2 separate regions of the Homo sapiens genome follow, and region 1 is linked to region 2. A link is an interaction called in ENCODE POLR2A ChIA-PET data of the cell type or tissue named here. Cell type or tissue: IMR-90. All regions are shown on one strand. Links, peaks and the distances in the headings refer to the core of each region. The heading gives the core; the rest is flanking DNA.

Region 1 (5,328 bases), core at 769-4,768, 640 kb before region 2:
GCACGTGGTGGCGAGAGACAGATGCGCCTCTCCAGAAGCCATTTATTTATGAAATAATTATGAATGCACAGTTGAATCATGGATTTTCATTACTGTATGTGTCCAACACTCTTTCTCGGTTCATATTTTGTTGGAAATGAAGTGTTGTTGGTTATAGGGTGGAGGCGGTGAGGGGGTGGGGGTAGGGGACACCTTCAGGCAGGAGTTCTAGGATATTTCCTCTCTGTCTTCCACCTAACCTGCCACTCTCAGCACCACTTGTTGAAGAAAATTCGTCCGTGCTGGGCTCAGCCCTGTGTCCAGAGGGAATTCAATTTTGATCTATCCTGAGAAGGACCCAAATTTTCAACCTCCTAAATCTGCAAATCAAAGACTCACTCAGCAGTCTGCAAAGTTGGTGCCTGATGACTGAGTGTGCTGGTATAGGAAACAGACCTTTGGTGGGGTATTAAAAAGGCAAGAGGAGATATTAGCCAGGTGTGGTGGTGCGTGCCTGTAGTCCCAGCTACTTGGGAGGCCGAGGTGGTAGGATCGCTTGAGCCTGGGAGATTGAGGCTGCCATGAGCTGTGATTGTGGAGCTGCACTCCAGCCTGGGGAATAGAGTGAGATACTGTGTCAAAAAAACAAAAAAAGCAGGAGGAAATAAAGTACAAAAGACTCCCTACCCCACCCATTCCCAGCTTCTCCAGCCTGAAGGGAACTTTGACTCCTCAGCTCATCATTTTCAAACTGATCCCAGGGGAGAAAGATGGTCCTGGTCCCTCAGCCCTCACAGTTGCCTTAAACAGAAGGAAACCTCAGTGACCATTTACTACTGCGTCTCATGCTCTGTGTGTCTAGAGTAACAAATCCGATACAGATTCCAGCACACTGATGGGGGAACACATAAGTAAAAGGTTGGATGTCAGGCTTTTCACTCTCTGCATTGGCATTAGGGATTCAAAGTAACAAATTTGGTCAATCCTGTGAAAGCTCAAGTGGAGAACTTCTGGAAGGCTCAGGTAAGTGAGGTCGCTGTGGGATTATTTCTAGCAGGGCGGCTGGAGAAGCAGGTGCTCGCACCAGGTGTTAGCAATTTCAGGGCTGCTTTGGTGGAGTGAGCTTCTGCATCCCTCCATTGGTGTCCCCAGCACTGATTTTATCTCTGCCTCCCTGTGGCTCTTTCCTGTCAGTCCTCCCCCTGGGTTGTGAGCCACTGGAGAGCTGGGACAGCCCTGACAGCTTTGAATCTTAGCACGTAATAAGCACTTCCAAAGTGTTTACTGGGTGGGTAGAAATGTCTACTTTATTACTAAAGTTAGGTCTTTACCAGAATCTATTGCCTCAAACTATTTGCTTCCCAATACTTCTTAAAAGTCTGGTTGGTCAAAATGATCCTTACAGCAGATTTTGTGAAGAATCTGCATCCACAGGTGATTTTTTACATAACCGGAGCTGCCAAAGCATAAAACAGATAACATGGAGCTAGTTAGGTGGCAAAGAAATGGGGTGGCAGTGAGATGCGGAGTCAGGGATCAAGCACACTTTTTCTTAAGGCTCTGGTCACCCGTGTGCATCTGACAGCAGAGGCGCATAGGGCAGGAGATATGGAGAAACCAAAGATGATCAGACGGTGTCACCCCATCCCTGAGCCCCACCATTCCCATTACACACACACTCTCACACATGCACACGTGAACACACACTTGCAAACACACTCAGAATCACACTCACACACAAACATGCCCACATAAATGCACATGCTCACACACGCCCACACACACATAAGCAGACACACACATATTAGGAGGAAGGAAAAAGCAGCCACATTTGTTGACTGTTCAAGGGCTGGTCTTTGCCGGACTGTGCACTCTTTGTAGACTGTGGGCCCCTCACAGATATCCAGCTGCTGTCATTCCCTCCAAACTGGGCTCCTCTTTTGACTCAAAACTTTTGGAGTGGTGGCTTCACTCTGATTATGGCTTTATGGGTCAGTTACCAGCTACTAGCTGGGTGACCTTGGGCAAGTTACCAGTTTGCTTCTCAGTTTCTTCCAGTGTAAAATGGGGATAATAAGAATACTTGTCTCAGAGGTTTGTTGAGAGGACTAAATGACTTAATGGATGTAAATACTTGGAATTGTGCCTGGCACAAAGTAAGCACTCAAATCCTGTTTGACATGATCTCATCCTTATAACAGCCCTGCAAGGTAAATATTTTTTAGATGAGGAAACCGAGACTCATGGACAAATAATTTCCCTAAAGTCCCTCGGTCGCCAACCCTGCTGTCAGAGCAGGAGTCCCATCCAGCCACACTGCCTGTTGCTTGTGAGGCATCGGGGTCCTCTCAATCATCTACCATGGGTGGCACCTGCTGGGCTCTTTGTCTGTAGTCTGTAGCCTCCTTTGAAGCTACTAACACCTGTGTTTTCACCCTCTGTGAATGTTTGGTCCCGTCAGATTTGGTCTCATTGTCTACCACTGTGGGGTCAAGTAGGATCCTGATGTCAGGCTTTCTGTGTAGCCCAGAGGTGATAGCCTTGATCACCAGTGTTGGGTGGGTGGTGCAGAGCTTGGTGGGCTTGAGGGAGTGTGCCTGGTCCTTAAGGGAAAGGATTTCGAAAACAGATGCAGTCAGTATATACCATTATAGGAGTTGCAGAGGCTGCTGCATTCTTCAAGGTAATGACCCCCCTAAGGGCATGGAGCTTGACTGCTTAATCACCTCCCAGTTGACTCATGGGCGCATTTGTCTTTAATCAGTCTTTTTTTAGCTAATGGTAGCAAAACTAAGAACTTTCCAACTTTGACTTTTTTCTTATGAAAGTGATTTTTTTTTCCTATTTAAAAAAAGACACATTCAGAAAAATGTAAAATATTGGTATTTTGCGTAGAGAACTTCGGATTGCCTAGGGAATACTCAGCACCAGTGTTGGCTTGTGGGCCCTGCAGATGCTCACCAGGCTTAACACATACACCTCGCCATTCAGGGCTGGCAAAATCAGTGTAGTCCCTGCCTTTAGAAAGTTTCTGCATCTCCGCTAAGTGCAGTGGCTCACACTTGTAATCCCAGCACTTTGGGAGGCCAAGGTGGACGGATCACCTCAGGTCGGGAGTTCAAGACCATCCTGACCAACATGGAGAAACCCCGTCTCTGCTAAAAATACAAAATTAGCCAGGCGTGGTGGTGCATGTCTGTAATCCCAGCTCCTTGGGAGGCTGAGGCAGGAGAATTGCTTGAACCCAGGAGGCGGAGATTGTGGTGAGCCGAGATTGTGCCATTGCACTCCAGCCTGGACAAAAAGAGTGAAACTCTGTCTCAAAAAAAAAAAAAAAAAAAAAAAAAAAAAATTCTGCATCTAAATAAAGGACCACAGACTACACTGAAAGATGTTTAGACCAAGTGGCAAGATAGTAGTGCTAAGTAGTGCACACTCCCTCAAGCCCACCAAGGTCTGTACCACCCACCCGACATTGGTGCTAAGAGAAATTGGGGAGTACAGAGACTAAGCAAAGGTCATTGGGTAGTGGTCAGAGTTGGGAAGTTGACTGGAAGGGGTAGAACCATTGCTGCCAGGGATAAGGAGAGAGTGATTGGCGTGGATGGGGCAGACCAGTCATGATCACTGTCCAGGAAACAATCACTATAGAGGACATGTCTCAGGCCCCAGCTAATGCCAATTCATTATGTGGGTATTTCCAAAGTACTTGTGTGTCTATGGTGGACATGACACTGTGCTGGGATGGCTGAAGGAAGGTCATTCTGTCCCTGTCCTCCGAGTGTTTATAATCTTGAGGAGATGAGACCTAAATGCTTGAAATAATCCCATAGTTACCAAAGGCAGAATTTGTATCTAAATGGGGCACATTTGGAGACAGTCTAGAGAGAAAAGAAGTCAGTTTGTTATCCTACAGGAATAAATATGGAAGCCTTAGATGGGTGGCTGTGAGGATAGAGGGAAAGGGAAAGAAATCCTTAGATGAGTCTATAAATCTTGAGGACCTGGAAATCAAAGAGGGGGCATGGGACATTGGTGAATCTGCATTGCAAGTTGAAGTTACTAAAAAACCATGGACCCCTGAGAGAAATGCAGATGTTAGGAGAGAAAGCCAACTGGGCTGGTGCCAAGTCATTGAGTTTGAAACTTGTTGGTTTGATCTGGTTATCAGATGCAAAGTAGAAATGTGCTGGAAGCAGCTCCAGATTGGAGAGTCACTGGCCTAGAGAAGATCATTGAGTTTTGACTTGTGATCCCTGAAGAAAAGGATCCTGGCCTTGGAATAAGCTCAAGAAGAACTTAGACAGAAAGCAGTTGGCAGTTGGTGAGGTCAGAGGGCTGGGGAAGGGGGACACCAGGCAAGCCCAGAGAGGAGAGGTTTGTGGGAGGAGCATGTGTTCACTGGGGGCACCTGCTTCTGAAAGGTCTGGAAGGTTAAGGATTAAGAAATGGTCATTTGGTTTGGAGGCTCATGCTTTTCTGAAGACCTTTGGGAGAGCATCTTCAATAGATCCATGAGGTGAAAAAGCAATTGGAGAGAAGCGTTTAGGGAGAGAATGGGAGAGAAGGAGGGAGAGGCAAGAGATACCCACTTCTAGATCCAAAGGCTTGGAACTGAAAAGGAAATAATGTGATAGGATGCAGGCCAAATAGGTCAATGGGGTCAAGGCGAAACTCTTCAAACCGGGTGTGAATGCTGCACGTTTGCTTCAAATGGAAGTGAACAGAGGAGCAGGAGAGAGGGAAGACTGACAGTGGGCCAAGAAGAGCCCAGGAGAAAATTCTCTCAAGAGCTAGTGAAATCACTCTTGCAAAATTATAACTAAGAAAATGATGACAATGAAAGAGATCTGACCTAATCAACTCCATCTTGCTTTGAACCTCCAAGCTGCCCTTGTTCATTCCTGGGCGTTGTAATCCAACTAACTTTGGGAGAAACTTATTGTATAGTTTAACTTTGAAACAAAGGCCATAACAGCCCTTTCCCAAAACAAACGTTCCTGCCTAGGGACTAGTCTGCCTTTGCAGGACTAACAAATTGGCCGCAAGATTAGAAATTATGGTTTGGGAGTCATGCAGCTGGAGGCTACAAGATTCTGACCCTCCCCAAATTGCTCTTGGGGAATAACATCATTATTATAAAACCTGATACCAGCGCCTAAGATGTTTAGCAGACCGTGCACTTGGTGGACCAGCTGGCACCGCCCAGATGGATAAACTGGCTCATCTAGTCATATGGCCCCTACCCAGGAACTGGCTCAAGTGCAAGAGGACAGCTTTGACTCCCTGTGATTTCATCTCGGACCCAATCAACACTCTGGACTCACTGGCCCCCACCCACCAAATTGT
Region 2 (4,000 bases), core at 1-4,000:
AAAGAATGTTTCCTTTTTACTCTCTTGGCATTCATGTTCATATTTGTTGGAGTAATGAACTCAATATGCAGGATGACTTAGATAAACCAGTTCCACTAGCTAGACTAGCTCTATAACCCATAGGGTAAAAAGAACTAGAAGATAATTCCATTCACAGAGGCTTAAACAAAATATGAAATTTGTGTCATAATATTTTTATAAGTCATTAATAAACATAAATGGGTAGGCAACTCTCCAGGGTTTCTAAATGAAAAGTTTTAATTTTATGGGACTCTTATTTTTCTAAATTTTTATTAACATCCTATAATTATACAGAGTTAGGAGGCTATCTCTTAAAGTAGATATTATTACTGTTTTACAAATAAGGAAACTAGGCCAGGCACAGTGGCTCAGGCCTGTAATCCCAGTACTTTAGGAGGCCAAGGTGGGCAGATCACCTGAGGTCAGGAGTTCGAGACCAGCCTGGCTAACATGGTGAAACCCCATCTCTACTAAAAATACAAAAATTAGCCAGGCATGGTGGTGGACACCTGTAATCCCAGCTACTCAGGAGGCTGGGGCAGGAGAATCGCTTGAACCTGGGAGGTGGAGGTTGCAATGAGCCCAGATCGCACCACTGCACTCCAGCCTAGGCAACAGAGCAAGACTTTGTCTCAAAAAAGAAAAAAAATAAATAAGGAAACGAAGATGTGGAGAGGCTAAGCTATATAGCTTGTCCACAGCCACATCATTTATAAACAGAAGTATTAGCATCCAAGTTCAGGTCTATCTGATTATAAAATATTTATTCTTTCCACCATCAATCTACCAAGCTACTGAAATAAAAATAATTTTGTCATTGGCAAACAGGAACCTTGAAAGGACTGTTAGGAGCATAGTTACTTGAGTTACAATATTCTAAAAGTCCAAAAAGATAGTTGTACACATGATAAACAAAAAAAATTAGTTGTGCAAGTTATAGTACTTCTCTCACAAAAGAGAATGACACAAGAGTAATGGAGTGATTTTGTAGCTGTCACAAACATTTCAAAATACTCTGCTCAGAACAATTTTCTTAATTAAATACAAGTAAAAATAGTCACTTGATGTATAACACTGAGATTAGTGAAAGGCCCTTCCTGACAGTCATTGAGTCTCAGGTAATACCTCTGCATCCTTATGGAAAGCCTGGGAAAGCTTCTGCAGTTCACTTTCAGACTGGGCTGCCTGAGCCTTTTCTTTCTCCCAACAGTGCAGCACATTTTGTAGTTCCACTTTTAAAGTGCTTATTAAAGCCTCTCGGTCTGCACATTTAGTGTGTAAATGACTTAACTCTTTATTAACATCAGCCAGTTTATCCTGAAGTTCCTGTCATAGATACCAAATAAAGAGATTGTAGAAAGGCCAGCCAACAAGGGGTGAGGGGACACTAGTATAAAACACATATTGAACATTTTCAAAGCTTTAAAATGAAAGAATCACAAAGGCAGGCAAGCATTTGTTTACATTAAAATATTTTACTGAATGTATTTTCTAAATATAATATCTCAGCTCAAAAATTAGAACATTTGTTATGTTTAAACATTTACATAAAATGTTAATATGATGGCTTATTCCAAAAAGTTCTTCCAAGGGAGTTTCCTTTCAACCTATTTTTTTAAAACAACGTTGTAGTTCAAAAATTTTAAAATATTTTAAAATAAATATCTTACATTTAACATAAGAACATTTACTTTCCAATGACATCCCAACCACTTATAGAAATCTCAAATATGTGGCACAAAATTTTGCTGAACTGTTTATTCCTTAAACCTAACAAATTCTTTTGAAGTGTGTCCAGGACAAACCCAACATGAAACAACATAATGAAATTCCAGCAATACTGGGAAACTTCTGAGAGTTGACTCAGCATAATTTTGCAAAGATGTAGTACATAAAACCAGCACAGAAACTAAAATAAACTATAGTCCTGGGCCTTAGCCAGGTGTGGTCTCAGCCCATTAACAGACATGATGTACTGAAAACAATGGCTCCACCTTAAAATGATGAAAACTGACTCCAAATATGATGTGCTTATGTAAAATATGTTTAGTACGTACCTAAGGCTGGACATTTCATCTTAAATAATTATTTGAATCTCATAAGGTATTATAATTAAATCTGGGAAATAAATTTTCCTTTAACCAAAATAATTTCCAATCAGGTTTTAATTTTTTAAATGAAAAAAACATTCTTGTTACTCTTAATCAACAAGAAAAAATTAAAATTCTACCCATACATACTTTAAAAAATAGAAATACATATTTTCAGGTACCTCAATATCTCTACTTTAAAATATTCCCTAGATAACTATATTTGTTTCTTAATACAAAAGGTAAAAGTTATTCTAAATAATACCTTTATATTTTTAGTGTGAGAGTCTATCTTCTGTTTCGTAGAATCAAGTTCATTACATGCCTTTTCCTTAACATCATTCATGCTGTTTAGCTGATGAAAGAAAATATAAGTAACTTTTTTACATTTTTCAAGGATGGGTAACTCAAAAGTTAATCTTTAAGTGCTTTTTATGCAATTACTTAAATACAAATTTTTCAATAGTAATTAAGAGTCTTTAAAAAATTATTTCTTTTGGTTAAATGCTATATAGCTTCTGTCACAAGTTCATGTGGCTAAAAAGAAAAGAAAGCATTCAAGCTTAAAATATCACTTATGTTACTATATTTTTACCACACGTCCAGATAAAGGATTTCATTCTTATTGTAAACAAATACAACTTTATTCTTAAAATCCTACTGGACCAAAATGCCAGAAGCAGGGGCATCTATAAGTAAATAAAAAAGAACAGAGCAGAAGACTGTTCTTTCTATACATCATGAGGATATTCACTGGTCTCTCACTCCATATGACAACTTCAGGGTCGGTCACATGCAGTCCTACTGGGAAGGCTTGTGGCAGGTCATCAGTTGGTCCTGCACCGCTTGTGATTTATTTTCTTTGACAGTTCATTCTTCTTTCTGTCAGACTGCTCTTTTTGCTTTCTTTGCAGCCACCCCCTTGGTCTCCCCACTGCTGTCTCTGGCACTGGTTCACAACAAAGCGCATTACTAAGCCAAAGCCTGCTGAGTCGACTTTTCAACTGTGCTGAGGATCATGTGACATTCATCCTCCCAAATAACAATTCGCTGTGGGTAATATGTTCCTAGTTACCCTGCAGCTTCCAGACCTAGGCCTCAGAAGAGTTTCATAAACTACTAACAATACAGGTTGTCTTGTCTCACTGGGAAAGACTTCGTAATATTTGTTCCTCATAGAAATTTAATTATTTCGATGGTCATTTTCTTTTATGCCTTTTGAACAATTACCGAGGGTATTAAAAAGACTCACTTTTCCTTCTTTGTTCATCTTAGCAAGCTAAAATAAAATAAGCCGCATATGAAATGTGAAATGTAACCGTTTTATGGCATTTATATTATATGAAAGAAAGAGATACACACAAGGATAAACTCCAAATTCCATGCTATGTGACTTGTCTTTGACTCTAACAATCTGTTTGTTGCTTTGCTAACTAATTGTATTTAATGTAATTACTTCATATGCTAATTTGACAAGATGTAACTAGACAAACTCTTCAATTCTTAAAGCACAAATTCATAAAACATTTTAATACCCAAGAAAATTATCAACCCACACATTAAACAATACAAATGGGATGATAAATAGAAGCATGAGCTTTTTCAATCAGCAAACTAAAAGCTCCCAGGCTACATCAAACAGATATTTGTTTTTTAAAAACTTCTAACAACACTTTACTGCCTTTAGAGAATGAAAACTAATTTCTCTCTTTTTTATTAAGACTTCCACAGTTTGTAGAAATCTTAACCTAAAACACTGACAAAATCTAAATTTCCAGTAGCTATACCAAATGTCATAAAAACACACTGACATTTAAATACAGTACATATTAACTTAAACTACTTGCATAGTGTTTTTCATTAAGTTAAAACAGATAAATTATGAAGAT

What was found. ChIA-PET counts read pairs that join two places held together with the same protein. Peaks named below come from ENCODE experiments on the same cell type or tissue, not always from the same donor. Only the 100,000 strongest peaks of a DNase experiment are listed, where the experiment ranks them.
Region 1: POLR2A ChIA-PET joins it to region 2 with 10 read pairs; 1 of 35 experiments calls an interaction of 5 or more read pairs at or near these places.

The regions. Positions count from the first base shown.
Region 1 is chr9:16,365,426-16,370,753 of GRCh38, reverse strand. No RefSeq gene overlaps it. Among named protein-coding and RNA genes, the nearest start is that of LINC03041, 92 kb to the right of the region's middle. In IMR-90, for the core only: no CTCF peak of the experiment used is centred there; DNase peaks (open chromatin) are centred at 2,133 and 2,693; H3K27ac peaks cover 1,418 bases.
Region 2 is chr9:15,722,123-15,726,122 of GRCh38, reverse strand. It overlaps CCDC171 (coiled-coil domain containing 171), which reads right to left. Exons shown (of 26, transcript NM_173550.4): 13 at 2,377-2,442; 14 at 1,147-1,347. Among named protein-coding and RNA genes, the nearest start is that of CCDC171, 170 kb to the right of the region's middle. In IMR-90, for the core only: no CTCF peak of the experiment used is centred there; a DNase peak (open chromatin) is centred at 1,912.